2 separate regions of the Homo sapiens genome follow, and region 2 is linked to region 1. Evidence: chromatin contacts called from ENCODE Hi-C or POLR2A ChIA-PET data. All regions are on one chromosome and are shown on one strand. The core of a region is the stretch at or near the end of the contact, and the rest is flanking DNA. Distances in the headings are between cores, read along the strand shown.

What was found. Hi-C counts contacts between places; a loop is a spot of excess contacts on that map. ChIA-PET counts read pairs that join two places held with the same protein, here RNA polymerase II (POLR2A). Pooled maps may share reads with other maps.
Region 2: a map of B cell shows a loop between it and region 1 (14-fold over the local background). The contact joins the promoter of LINC03124 here to the promoter of CCDC74A in region 1. A Hi-C loop is called at or near these places in 3 of 168 maps with a recorded cell type or tissue (B cell, OCI-LY7 and naive thymus-derived CD4-positive, alpha-beta T cell), 13 of 37 single-sample maps with no recorded cell type and 17 of 50 pooled maps. POLR2A ChIA-PET finds 5 or more read pairs at or near these places in 1 of 52 experiments (activated T-cell).

What each region holds. Positions count from the first base shown.
Region 1 is chr2:131,522,842-131,529,908 of GRCh38, reverse strand. It overlaps CCDC74A (coiled-coil domain containing 74A), which reads right to left and starts at 2,021. Exons shown (of 8, transcript NM_001258306.3): 1 at 1,689-2,021; 2 at 218-262. The coding sequence starts at 1,938. RefSeq lists enhancers at 504-553, 1,833-1,882 and silencers at 1,933-2,012, 2,083-2,162.
Region 2 is chr2:131,679,104-131,686,330 of GRCh38, reverse strand. It overlaps LINC03124 (long intergenic non-protein coding RNA 3124), which reads right to left and starts at 3,832. Exons shown (of 10, transcript NR_167889.1): 1 at 3,343-3,832; 2 at 1,512-1,622; 3 at 120-267; 4 at 1. RefSeq lists a silencer at 3,860-3,909 and an enhancer at 4,280-4,399.

The sequences.
Region 1 (7,067 bases), core at 772-3,271:
GGCCCTGGGCTTCCCGAGAGCAGCACGTGCTGTGCTTGGCTGCATAACATCGTCCAGCCACGGCTAGAGGTAGCGGCATCTGTCCAGGTCCCCCAGAACCTGTACCCACTGGGTTGGCATACAGGGGCCAGTGCAGCCAGGTGGGCAAGGACAGTCTGGAGGGGCTCCCCTGGGTGGCAAGAGCATCCCATCAGTCACTGAAGGGCCCAGTTCTCACCTTTCTTCTGTGATGTCTGATTCATTATGAGCTTGTAATGGAGATCTGAAAGCAAGCACACGCTCTCCTCAGCACTTGTGAAACCACAGCTATTCTGAGAGAAGAAGCCTGGCCTGTCCTCTCCTGGCTGCTGAGCCCAAAAGTCCTGCCCCCCCACTGGCTGATTGGGCCCTGCCCCATGGATCCCGCTCTCCACCACGCCTTCGTCGTGGGTGTCAGGCCAGGAATGGCCCTGCCTGTTCCCTAGGCAGAGCCCACCGGGCATATCGGCCTCATCCATCTGAGATGACTGGAGGGCATCCACACTGCCCAGGCAGGGCCTGGGCTTTAGGGGTACAGAGGTGAACTCCGGAACCCCTGGCTATGGCAGTGTCATGATCCCGTGGGGATCAGGGACTGCGGGGGAGGCTCAAGAAGACATTAGGAACTGGGCGTCCTGAGGCTCAAGAAGACATGGGGAAGCGGGGTCCTGACAAAACAGACGCCTGGTGATGGGATACTCGGCACTCAGGTAAGGCAGCACCAGGGAACGGGGCGGGAGAGGAGGCCGCGGGCACTGGTGCCCTTGCTGGAGCCCTCCTGAAGCAAGATCGAGGAGCGGAGCCACATCCCACATCCTGGCGGGCCCTCCTTCTGCTCGGGGCAGGAGGGGTGGGGGAGGAGGGAGGGAGAAAGGGGGGCGTGGGGGTGAGGAGCAGCTAAGGGTGCAGTTGGGAAGGCCCCGCCGGAGGACAGCATGGGCACAGGCGAAGCGGGGACGGGGTGGGGGGCGGGGGAATGCCTGCTCCTGATCCGATGTGTTTAGCTGGAAGAAATTCATTGAGCTGCGCACTCGCACTTGGGCACGTTTCCCTGTATAAAGTTTTTGTTTTTGTTTTTTTGAGACGGAGTCTCGCTCTGTCACCGAGGCTGGAGTGCAGTCGCAAGATCTCGGCTCACTGCAAGCTCCGCCTCCCGGGTTCACGCCATTCTCCTGCTTCAGCCTCCCGAGTAGCTGGGACTACAGACGCCCACCACCACGCCTAGCTAATTGTTTTGTATTTTTAGTAGAGACGAGATTTCACCGTGTTAGCCAGGATGGTCTCGATCTCCTGACCTCGTGATCCGCCCGTCTCGGCCTCCCAAAGTGCTGGAATTACAGGCGTGAGCCGCCGCGCCCGGGCCCCTCTATAAAGTTTTTAACAGAGGTGTGTCTGACCCTGCTTGGAGAGGAGAGGATTGGCGGAGTCAGCATCTGAAATGCTGCTGCCCTACGAGACAGGCAGACAGGGTCGGCACTGCCCGGGGGCCACGCGGGTCTCCCTCTGGGAGGAGGGGACAGCTCAGCGTGGCAGGGCGGGCTTACCGTCCTGTGTTCCCCCTGAGCCCAGGCGTGTGCTGGAGTTGATGGCTGTGTTTCTGTGCTGCGGGAGCGGCAGTGTTGAGTGTGCCTGGGGAGGCAGGGCCGGCCTAGGGCCCCGCGCCGGCTCACCCTTGTTTTCCCGCTTCAGATGCTCGATCTCCTCATGGAGCTTGGCCAGCATCTCCGAGTGCTGCTGCTGCAGGAACTGCAGGCTTTTCTCCAGGTCCAGGTTCCGTTTCTGCGGGTCGCTCTGCCTGAGCTGCGGGCTCTGCGGCCTCAAGGACTGGACGCCCACAGAGGGGCGCTGGCGCCGGCGCCGAGAGCCCGGGGTCGGCGAGCTGGGGGGCCGCGTCCCAGCCGCCACCCCCGCACCGCTCATATCGCCATCGCCAGGTACTCTCCCGCTGCCACTGCACCCCGGCTCAGTGGCCAGGCCGCCCTAGCCTGGCGCCCCGTCACCATGGAAACCGGGCGACGGAAGGCGCGAGGCGGTTGGCGGGGGCGGGGCCTGTCGCTGGCTCTTCCTGGGTGAGTAGTGATTTACAAGGCATCCAGGGCTGGGCGCCGGGGCTCACGCCTGTAATCCCCGAAGTTTGGGAGGCCGAGGCGGACGGATCATTTGAGGTCAGGAGTTCGTGACCAGCCTGACCAACATGGCGAAACCCCAACTCTACTAAAAATACAAAATGTAGCCGGGTGTAGTGGCGGGAGCCAGTAATCCCAGCTACTCTGGAGGCTGAGGCAGGAGAATAGCTTGAACCGGGAGGCAGAGGTTGCAGTGAGTCGAGATCGCACCGCTGCACTCCAATCTGGACGACAGAGACTCTGTCTAAAAAAATAATAATAAAAGGCATCCAGGCATCCTTTCCAGCCTGAATGGAAAGTGAGACCCCGTCTCTAAAAAATTAAAAGAAAAAAAACCCGGGCATGGTGTCTTGCGCCTGTAGTCCCAACTGCTCGGGAGGCTAAGGCGGGAGGATTGCTGGAACCCCAGAGGTCGAGGCTGCAGTGAGCTATGATGGCACCACTGAACTCCAGCCTAAGTGACAGAGTGAGATGCTGCCTAAAAATAAGAGGCTGGGCGCGGTGGCTCACACCTGTAATCCCAGCTACTCCGGAGGCTGAGGCAGGAGAATCACTTGAACCCAGGAGGTGGAGGTTGCAGTGAGCCAAGATCGCGCCATTGCACTCCAGCCTGGGTGACAGGGTGAGACTGTGTCTCAAAAAATAAATAAATAAATAAATAAATTTAAAAATAATAAAAATAAAAAGAAGTCTTATTTTTTTTACAAGGCCTGCCCTCAAAAAAAAAAAAAAAATCACAGCCAGGCCAATCATAATTTTGCCAGATACCAGCAAACCTGGAGGAAGGGAACATAGCTAACCCCAGCCTGCTCTGGCTCTCCTTTCCCCACATCTTACTGCCACATCAGCGGGGCTCCTGTATAATAACAGGGGATACAAGTGAAAGAACTGCTCATCTCAGAGCTTATTCAAGAAATCTCTAGGAAACCGTAAAGGCAACAGGGAGACAAAAACTAAGACACTAGAGGAGGTTTAAGCCTCTGACACCTCCAGTTAACAAACAGAACACATGGCGCAACCCCTAACCAGACCAACATAAAACTTCACACAGAAAGTCCATTTACTGGTTGAGCACGACCAGCCCTCAACAAAAACTTGCAAGGCATAATAAAAAACAACACAGTTTGAAGACACAGCAAACATCAGAGCCAGACTTAAATATGGCAGAGATGTTGGAATTATCAGACCAAGAAATGGAATACAACTATGATTAATATGCTAAGGGCTCTAATGGAAAAAGTGGACAACATGAGATTACAGACTGATAATGGGAACAGAGAAGTAGACATTCTAAGAAATAATCTAAAGAAAATGTGAAGGCCAGGCAGGGTGGCTCATGTCTGTAATCCCAGCACTTTGGGAGGCCAAGTTGGGCAGATCATTTGAGGTCAGGAGTTCAAGACCAGCCTGGCCAACATGGTGATATCCCATCTCTACTAAAAAATACAAAAATTAGCTAGCGTGGTGGCATGCACCTGTAATTCCAGCTACTTGGGAGGCTAAGGTGGGAGGATTGCTTGAATCCAGGAGGTGGAGGTTGCAGTGAGCTGAGATCATGCCACTGCCTTCAAGCCTGGGCAACAGAGTAAGACTCCATCTCAGAAAAAAAAAAAAAAAAGGAAAAAAAAGAAAAGAAAATGCGAGAAGTTGGCCAAGCACAGTGGCTCACACCTCTAATCCCAACATTTTGGGAGGCTGAGGTGGGTGAATCACTTGAGGTCAGGAGTTCAAGACCAGCCTGGGCAACATGGTGAAAACCCATCTCTACTAAAAATACAAAAATTATTTGGAGGCCGAGGCGGGCGGATCACGAGGTCAGGAGATCGAGACCATCCTGGCTAACACGGTGAAACCCCATCTCTACTAAAAATACAAAAAATTAGCCGGGCATGGTGGTGGGCGCCTGTGGTCCCAGCTACTCGGGAAGCTGAGGTAGGAGAATGGCGTGAACCCGGGAGGCGGAGCTTGCAGTGAGCCAAGATGGTACCACTGCACTCCAGCCTGGGCGACAGAACAAGACTCCATCTCAAAAAAAAAAAAAAAAAAAAAAAAAGGCAGGCATAGTGGTTTATATCTGTAATCCCAACTACTCAGGAGGCCGAGGCCGAAGAATTGCTTGAACTCAGGAGGTGGAGTTTCCAGCAAGCTGGGATCCTGCCACTGCACTCCATCCCGAGCAACAGAGTGAGATTCTGTCTCAAAAAACTAAAAGAAAATGTAAGAAGTCAAAAACACAACAGAAATGAAAAGTCAGGTGCATGGCTGATGCCTGTAATCCCAGCACTTTGAGAGGCCAAAGCAGGAGCATCTCTTGAGCCCAAGAGTTGGAGACCAGCCTGGGCAATATAGCCAGACCCTGTCTCCACAAAGAACTAAAAAATTTGCCTGCATGGTGGTGCACACCTGCAGTCCCAGCTACTGAGAAGGCTGAGATGCAGCGAGCCATGATTGCACCACTGCACTCCAGCTTGGACAACACAGAGAGACCTTGTTTCAAAAAAAGAAGGAAAATGATATAGGAAATTTGGATCTAAAAAAAGGGAAGTGCATTAGAGAAGGAATAAATTAAGATAAAATATAATCTTTATTTTTTTTTAACAGATGACAGTTTGCTCAAAAAAATTATGGCAACATGTATTCAGTAATTATGGTTTATGGACAGCTGGAATGAATGGTAGCAATATTACTGCTGGGAGGGAGGATATCCTGAGTGGAGAGAAATTCATCCAGGCAGGAGTGCAGTGGTGCGATTATAGCTCACTTGCAGCCTGGAACTCCTGGGCTCAAGTCATCCTCCTGCCTCAGCTTCCCTAGTAACTGGGATTACAGGCACACACCACCATGCCTGGCTAATTTTTTTTTTTTTTTTTTTTTTTTTGTCTTACTATGTTGCCCAGACTGGTCTCAAACTCCTGGACTGAGGCTCTCTTCCTCCCTCAGCCTCCAGAAGTGTTGAAATTACAGGTATGAGCCACTGTGCCTGGTATGTGGTTGCTTTTGAATGTCCTAGTCCTAAACATCTGGTTCCCAAGAAGGAGAAAAGAAAAATGAAGGCAGGAGGAGGTGCTGATCCATAAAAACCTCCTGGAAGGTGTGTACCCAGGGAGGCAGTGAGGGTTGAGGAGGGACGTTGCAAACATAGCAGTGGAGATTGCAGCAGTGGCTGCCTGCCTCTTTGTCTGCATTTTCACAATCAACAGCAGCCATCATCAATCAGAGCACAGATCCCCAGTATTTGGAGGATGGGGCTCTTATTGCCCGCTCTGGTTCCTGCAAGCTATAGGGAAGCTACTGCAGAAATGTATGCATGGCTGCTTGCACCACCAATTTAAATGCCACTTTCTTCTGAAAACACCCTTACAGACCTGCCAGGAAATAATGTGTAACCAGATATGAGTGCATCCAGTGGCCCAGACAAGTTGACATATAGAATTAACCATCAAAAGTCCACCCCTTGTCAACCTGGCACCCATACACATCTCCTTAAACCATACTTACTCTCCAAATAAACACAATAACCCAGTGTTATTGTGTTAGCAGTGGAAGGTGTCCGAGTTAATAGTGTTAGCAGTGGAAGGTGTCCAAGTCACTGGCAGTGAATCCGGATGGGTCTTCAGCAACCACAATTCTTGGTTCCTCAGAAGAAGGAATTCGACTGAGGAGCATAAGGCAGAAAAAGAGACCAAAGCAAGTTTCAGAGCAGGAGTGGAAGTGTATTTTAAAAGGCTTTAGAACAGGAAAGAAAGGAAAGTATGCTTGGAAGAGACCTAAGTGGGCACATGAAAGTCAAGTGTGGTGTTTAACCTTGATCCTAGGACTTTCTAGACTAGCCCCTTTCCCATGATCCTTCCCATAGGGTGGGCTGCCCACATGTACAGTACCCTCCTTACCCTTGGGAGTTCCTAAACACATGCAGTGTGTTTAGGAAACTGTATGCATGCCCATCTGAGGTTTTCGGGTGGGGTGCCCCTGGAAGGTCATACTCCACTACTTTGTCTCTTAATGCACATGCCTGGGAAGTTGATTCTCCCTGGAATCTGCATTCAATTAACACTTTAGTGAAATAGGTGTGGCCCATCAAGAAATGGCCTGTCCCTGGCGCCAGCTGCCAATTTATCACTTTTATTTTTTATTTATTTTTTGAGAGGGAGTCTCTGTCACCCAGGCTGGAGTACAGTGGTGCGATCTCGGCTTACTGCAACCTCTACATCCCAGGTTCAAGCGATTTTCCTGCCTCAGCCTCCCAAGTAGCTGAGATTAGAGGCATGCGCCACCACACTAGCTAATTTTTGTATTTTTAGTAGAGATGGGATTTCACCATGTTGGCCAGGCTGGTCTCAAACTCCTGACGTCAGGTGATCTTCCTGCCTCAGCCTCCTAAAGTGCTGGGATTACAGGCGTGAGCCACTGCGCCTGGCCAAAAGTAGGAATTCTTGACTGGGAAATAATTAGATATATTTCGGCACCTTGTGACTTGAGAAAATTATGCTAGGAATTCTGGCTTCGGGAGTCAAGGGAAGCTAGCTTAATTTTTACAGTGAAGGCTACATAAGAGGCCTCTCTCCAGCGTGGTGGCTCACACCTGTAACCCTAGCACTTCAGGATGCGGAGGCGGTCCCATCACTTAAGCCCAGGAGTTCAAGATCAGCCTGGTAACACAGTGAGACCCCGTCTCTACAAAAAAATTTAAAAATTAGCAGGGTGCGGTGGCGCATGCCTGTAGTCCTGGCTACTTGGGATGCTGAGGCGGAAGGATTGCTTAAGCCCAGGAGTTAAGAGGCTGCAGTGAGCTGTCATGGTGCAGTGCACTCCAGCCTGGGCAATATAGCAAGACCTTGTCTCAAAACAGAGAGTTCTCTCTCATTTATATTGGAAATGTCAGGGTTATTGGTGAGAGCTGGCCTTTAGGGGATCTAACTTGCT
Region 2 (7,227 bases), core at 2,583-5,082, 150 kb before region 1:
TCTGAAGAACAAGGTCCAAAGAATAAGCCTGGTAGAGAAAGTCCCATGCCACGTGATCTCACACATGTAGACTGAAAAAAGCTTTATCTTCTAGAAGTAGAAAGTTCAATAGGGCTTACCAGAGGCTGCTGGGGAAGTGGAGGCAGTCTCGGAAGGAATCAGTGATGGGTACAAAGTTACTCTCAGATGATAGTGATCAATTCTGGCCTTCTATTCCACAGCAGCGTGACTAGCCTTAACACAAATGTATCATATATTTCAAAGTAGCTGGAAGGAAAGATTCTGAATGTTGTTACCAAAAATAATAACTATATGAGATGAAGAGATGCTAAATAACCTGATTTTATCATTATTCAACATATACATGTATGAAAACCTTCCTTGTACCTTCTAATTGTATACATTTAGTATATGACAAATAGTGTTTTAGGAAGTATAAAGAAACAATGCCAAAATTTATGTGGAAATGTGAAACACCCTGAATTTCCAAAGCTATTCTGAGAAATACAAACCATACGGGATGCATCACATTCCCTGAGTTCTAATTAAATGAAAATCCGTAGTTAACAAACCCATATGTTACTGGCATAGACAGAGAAACACAGACCAGTGAGCAAAATGAATGTGCTCAATAATAAACAAAAATTTATATGGAATGAACACATTTTTCAAAACACCACCAAAATGACACAACAGGGAAGACTTCCGAAACTAGATATCCATATGCAAAAGGGTAATACAGGACCCTTATGGTACTAGATACACAATAATCAACTCAAAATGATTAAAGATTATACACAAAACTTGCAACCATAAAGCTCCTATAAAGACAACCTCGGGTGTGCGTATATTTAGAGCAACTTGGATGTATGCTCAGGGTTCACAAAAAGTAAACAAAAATACAAGGGAAAAAAATTATTGACAAGGGACTGCTTTGGTAGTGATTTTGTTTTTTCTTGATTAGTAACCAACAGCACAGCCACCAAGAAATTATGCACATGTGGGACCACGTCAAGCTGAAGCATTTGTGACCAACAAAGGAAACAATAAACAAAATAAAAAGGCACACTAAAAATTACAAGTTTGGGATAAGGGATTATTTTTGAAAAGGTACAAGCCAGTCATACTACCAGCTGGCAAAAAAATAACAAAACAACAGAACAATTGCCAGACAAAAACTGGGCAAATAACCGGATTAGATATTTTTCCAAAGAAGACAGGAAACTGACCGAATGTCTACAAAAACGTGGTTAACATTACTACTCATGAGAAAAATGCAGATCAAAACCACACTCAGATCTTATCTCACTCCAATAGAATGAACATTACAAAAAGATCAAAATATTTAAAAAGACAATTCCTGGTATGAATTGCCAGAAAGGGGAACTGTTTGTGCAAACATAAATTAGTATTAACACTATAAAAAACAGTTAGAGGTCTTGCAAAGAATAGGAAAAAAAGAAATACCATTCCATCTAGCAGTCCCATTACTGGGTGTAAATTCAACCTACCTGTTCATCCACAGATAAAGAGATCAAGAAACTCTCATATACATACACTAGGAAATATTCTTCAGCCATCAAAATAATGAAACAGTCCCATTTAGAGCAACGCAGATGAACCTGGAAAACATTATGTTAAATGTAAGGAGCTAGGCCTAGAAAAACACTGCATGATACCACTCATGTGAAATCTTAAGATGTTTATCTTAATGAAGTAAAAAGCACAATATTGGTTACCAGAGTTTGGGAGATAGAGGGGGAATGGGGAAGGATTGATTATGGAAACAAAGTTATCTTAACATTAAAGGAACAAATCTGAGGTTCTCCTCCTCAGCCTGGTGACTGGAGTTAACAATATCATATTTTTCTAGAGTAAGAAGGGAGAATTTTGAATGTTCTCCCCACAAAAAAAAAAAAAACCTGGATGAGCAAATAGAGATCCTAAGTACCCTGATTTGATCATTACCCAATCTGTATGTATGAAAATGTACCCCTAATTATGGACCTTTATGTTGTGAAAAAAAGTTAACAGAAATAAATACGTATTGCTAAAAATCACAGGGAACCACAAAAGCAATGAATATCTAAAGGAATCCTGAGAAATACAAAGTGAAGACCCACAATCCTTAATATCAAATTACACTGCCAAGTTGTAGTTATACAGCTGATATATGATACTTGCATAAACTATGGACAAAAACAGGGAGGACAAAAACATGATCAACACAAATATGGACACAATCAACTGACTTTGATAAAGAACACTGCAATGTGGAAGGCAGAGAATGAATACCTTTGACAAAAATGATATCCAGATGCAGAAGCGAGAAATAGGACCTTATTTTACACGATGTATGAAAATGAACACCCACTCCCCCAAATTGAAGGCAAAACAAAAGACCATAAACTACAAAATGTTTTTAACTAAAACACAGGATGAGCATATATTTTGGGTCACTTGAATCTCTGCTCACCTTTGCAAAGAGGAAAATAAACACCCTGGAAGAAAAACCTCATTGACAATTAAATGCTTTGTCACTGACATATTATTTTCTTATATGGGTGACGAAAATTACATGCATGAAACGCAAAAATAAATATCATGTTGACTACATCAACATGAAAAGTTTCTGCACATCAAAGAAAACTACTTTCCAATTAAAAAAGCATCCTATAGATTAGGCAAAAATTTCAGGCAATCTTGTAATTCACGAGGAGTTGTCATCTAATATGTACACAAAAAACACTACAAAGTAGCAAAAGCATCCAATCTAATATTTTGCAAAGAACCTGAACAGACAATTCTGCACAGCCATAAAATCGAACAACAAATAAGAGATAAGGTCCTCAAAATCAACTATTCATTAGAAAACTGTAATTCAAAACCACACACAGATAATCTCACACTTATCGAATATTCCTTGATTTTTTTAAAAAAATAGGAGGGGCTGGGAACGGTGTCTCATGCCTGTAATCTCTGCACTTTGCGAGGCTGAGGCAGGTGGGTCACCTGAGGTCAGGAGTTTGAGACCAGCCTGACCAATATCGTGAAACCCCATCTCTACTAAAAATACAAAAATGAGCTGGGCATGGTGGCGGCGCCTGTAGTCCCAGCTACTCTGGAGGCTGAGACAGGAGACTTGCTTAAAACCAGGCAGCGGTTGCAGTCGGCCGAGATGGCGCCACTGCACTCCAGCCTGTAAGACAGAGCAAGACTCCGTCTCAAAACAAAAACAAAAACAAAACAAACCCCAAACCAAAAATAGTAGGAATGCGGGTGTGGTTTTGGAGAAAGGGAAACTCATACACTGTAGGTGGAAATGAAAATTAGGATACACACCATGGAAAACAGCTAAATAGCTGGAGACTCCTCAAAGAACTGAAAATACAGATGCCCCCTGCTCTAGCGAGGTCTCTTTTTAAAGGTGCTGAGGCATCAAAAATAATCCTAGACTCCAGCTCAGAGGCCCCTGGGGCTCCGAGGGACCCAGGTCCCGCGTTTTACCGCCAGCTGTGGGCCAGGGCGCTCCTATACGCTGGACGCGGGTCGGACATTGGCATAGCCTTCCCGGCCGGGGTGCGGACGCTGCAGTAGCCAGGACCGCACAACCGCCCCCAAGCGGAGGACTCGGGCCCAGATGCCCACGAAGAAGTGCGGGCACGAAAACAGGGAGAGGCAGGGAAGGAGCAGGGAGGGTTCCCGGTGGGGTCCACGCCCCCGCCACTGACCGCGGAGACCTGTCTCCTACTCCACCATCACATGGAACCCACCACCGCTCAGAAGCTCGCTCTGACCACGCTGCTGCTGCTGCAGGGGCGTCGCAGGAACTGCAGTCTCAGCTCCGTAGGGACACGCACGCTAGCAGCATCCCTAGTGCCAGGTTGAAGCTCCACCCCCTCTTAAAGGGACCGCGGCTCGGACTTGCCAGAAGCCGCTTAGGGTTGCGGCACAGGCTGAGCCTCTGCCCAGCCCAGGGGACGACGAAAGGCCCCTGGTCTCTCATCCTCCCCAGCTTTCGGGCCCTAGAAGTCGCAGGAGCGCTCCCTGTGACCGCCTCCCGGAGATCGGCTCCCTTTGCCTAGGGAGCGCCCAGGACCTGCCCCTGCCCTCCTCTGGACCTCAGCTTCACCATCCGCAAAGGAAGCAGCCTCGCTAGAGCTCTGGGGGTCCCTCAAGCTTGGCGTCTCAGGATCCAGGGTGGGCTCCCCTGCCCCTCTGCAGAGGGGGCCCAGAGAACCACAGAAAGCTGGGGGCTGGAGGGACAGTTCGGAGGGCAGCAGGGCCTCCCCGGCCTCACTGTCCGCATCTGTCCTGTGGGAGCTCGCGGGCCTCGCTATGGCCCAGGCACCCACAGCCTCACCAGGGCTGCCTGGGTCACCGGGCTCTCCAGGAGGCAGGCAGGGGCCCTGGGGTCCAGCGCTGCCCCCATCTCAACTCTTTCCTTCATCAGGGCCCACGAGGGGCCCTGTGGACTGGACCCAGGCCCGCCCATTCCCAGGGAGAGGCTATTAATTATTTCCTCAATTTCAGAGCCTGTTATTGGTCTATTCAGAGATTCAGCTTCTTCCTGGTTTAGTCTTGGGAGGGTGTATGTGTCCAGGAATTTATCCATTTCCTTCTAGATTTTCTAGTGTACTTGTGTAGAGGTGTTTGTAGTATTCTCTGATGGTAGCTTGTATTTCTGTGGGATCAGTGGTGATATCCCCTTTATCATTTTTTATTGCGTCTATTTGATTCTTCTCTCTTTTCTTCTTTATGAGTCTTGCTAGCGGTCTATCAATTTTGTTGATCTTTTCAAAAAACCAGCTCCTGGATTCATTGATTTTTTTGAAGGGTTTTTTGTGTCTCTATTTCCTTCAGTTCTGCTCTGATCTTACTTATTTCTTGCCTTCTGCTAGCTTTTGAATGTGTTTGCTGTTGCTTCTCTAGTTCTTTTCATTATGATGTTAGGGTGTCAATTTTAGATCTTTCCTGCTTTCTCTTGTGGGCATTTAGTGCTATAAATTTCCCTCTACACACTGCTTTAAATGTGTCTCAGAGATTCTGGTATGTTGTGTCTTTGTTCTCATTGGTTTCTAAGAACATCTTTATTTCTGCCTTCATTTTGTTATATACCCAGTAGTCATTCAGGAGCAGGTTGTTCAGTTTCCATGTAGTTGAGTGGTTTTGAGTGAGTTTCTTAATCCTGAGTTCTAGTTTGATTGCACTGTGGTCTGAGAGACAGTTTGTTATAATTTCTGTTCTTTTACATTTGCTGAGGAGTGCTTTACTTCCAACTGTGTGGTCAATTTTGGAATAAGTGCTGTGCGGTGCTAAGAAGAATGTAGATTCTGTTGATTTGGGGTGGAGAGTTCTGTAGATGTCTATTAGGTCTGCTTGGTGCAGAGCTGAGTTCAATTCCTGGATATCCTTGTTAACTTTCTGTCTCGTTGATCTGTCTAATGTTGACATTAGGGTGTTAAAGTCTCCCGTTATTATTGTGTGGGAGTCTATATTTTGGTTGCAGATGAGTTTATAGTCAAAGTAAAAAACACACGAAGGGCATTCACATTTCCAGGAACAGAAGCATCCTGTCTGGTTTTTCAGAGGTGAAGGGAGCAGTCTGAAGGGGCTGTGGCACAGGTGTGTCTATAATCAAAGCTCACAGCCGAGGCCCTGGGGGAGGTTCAGGTATGCCCCAGGGGGTGCGCCTCATCCAGCACTTCACTGCCAGGGGCCTCATCTTTATTAAATTCTGGGCCTTTTCCTGGGCAATAGTTACACAAGGTGCGTTCAATGAACCCTATGTCCTGTGGCTGCCACCCATTGCAGGGTCACAAAGGTAATGATCACCACCCCCTCCACCTTCTGCTGAGGGTCCGGGTGACCCCCTGGTGGTGTAACCCAGGCCCTCACCCCTAAGGGGTCCTGAGTCTTGCTCACCACGGAGTCCTTGGTCTAGGGCTCCCACACTTGTCCACGTACCATCAAATGCTGTGTATTGAGAGGCGCTTGTGTAGAGCCCCTCCTGCCCCAGGCAGCATAACCCTGCTTCTGCTGAAACCACGGTCCAGGTGGTACACATTTTTCTGCCCGCAGGTCCCATGGAGGAGCAGCCTGAGGACAAAGCAGCACCCAGAGCTTGTTTTTTCAGAGAATTTGGCCTTGTCCTGTCTAGAAGCCCCACAGCTGTGGAAACCAGGACCTCCTGCTTTTCAGAGCCTAGATGTGCAGGATATAGATGCACCTCAGAGGTCCTGGGTGTGAGGTGGAAGGTTGGGGGACACTGGGCTTCCTACTGCTGTGCTCCCATTGCCGCATCTTCTACCTGGTGGGACAAGGCAGCTAGCAAGGGTGACAGATTCACCCAGACACTGTGTCCTCCCACATCCTGACCTGGCACCTGAGCCAAACTGCTGGGTCTGAAGCTCCCAGGAGCATGTGTGTGCTGTGACCAGTGGACCTATGGCATGCGCCCTCTTCCTCCCTCTATGGCATGGTATCAATTCCTCTGATGGTGTCATGTGAGGTCTCGTCCTGATGGGTAGAACTTTCTATAAACCATCCCATGGCCCTGGGGAAAGGCAAGCTCATCCCTTCAGGTTTAGCTGTTTCTGTTAAATGCAACCCTGTTCTTCCCAGGGCATCAGGGCCCGGTGCAGTTGTCCCAGCCTGACAGGAAGTCCCCTTGATGGTTGTGTGGAGGGTGCAGGCTGGGCCTAGCTCATGACCCTGGCAAAGGGCAGGTGAGCCCTGGGGCTGACCACCTGCACTTTCTGTTTGGTGGTGGGAGATGTGGGGCAATATTTCTTGCCTTCCCTTTAGAGAGCATCTCCCAGCCTGCCCAGACCACTAGACCCCTAAAAATGTGACTTGTAGGCAGGTCCTGCCTGGCTCTCTGTGGTGCTTTTCTCTCCCCTCCAAGCATCTGTGACTCCCAGGCCTCCAGCCCTGCTGGCTTCCCCCATCTGAGCTCCTGATGCAGGGGGAGGACTGTACTGTGGCAGGCAGCATGCCGGTTTACACAGTTCTGGGACAAAACTATAGGTATACCTTATTTTATGTCCCAGGTAAATGAATCCAATTTCTTGATGCTTTTTTGACACAGAGGGAAGAAATGCATTGGTGAGCTCCATGGGCCAGAGCTCAGGTCCATGCTCAGGCTCTGGGAGCAGCTGCGCAGCTCTGGAGCTGTTGCGGGGCCCAGGGAAGGGGTGGGTGCTGTGTCTTTGCTCACTGTGTTAA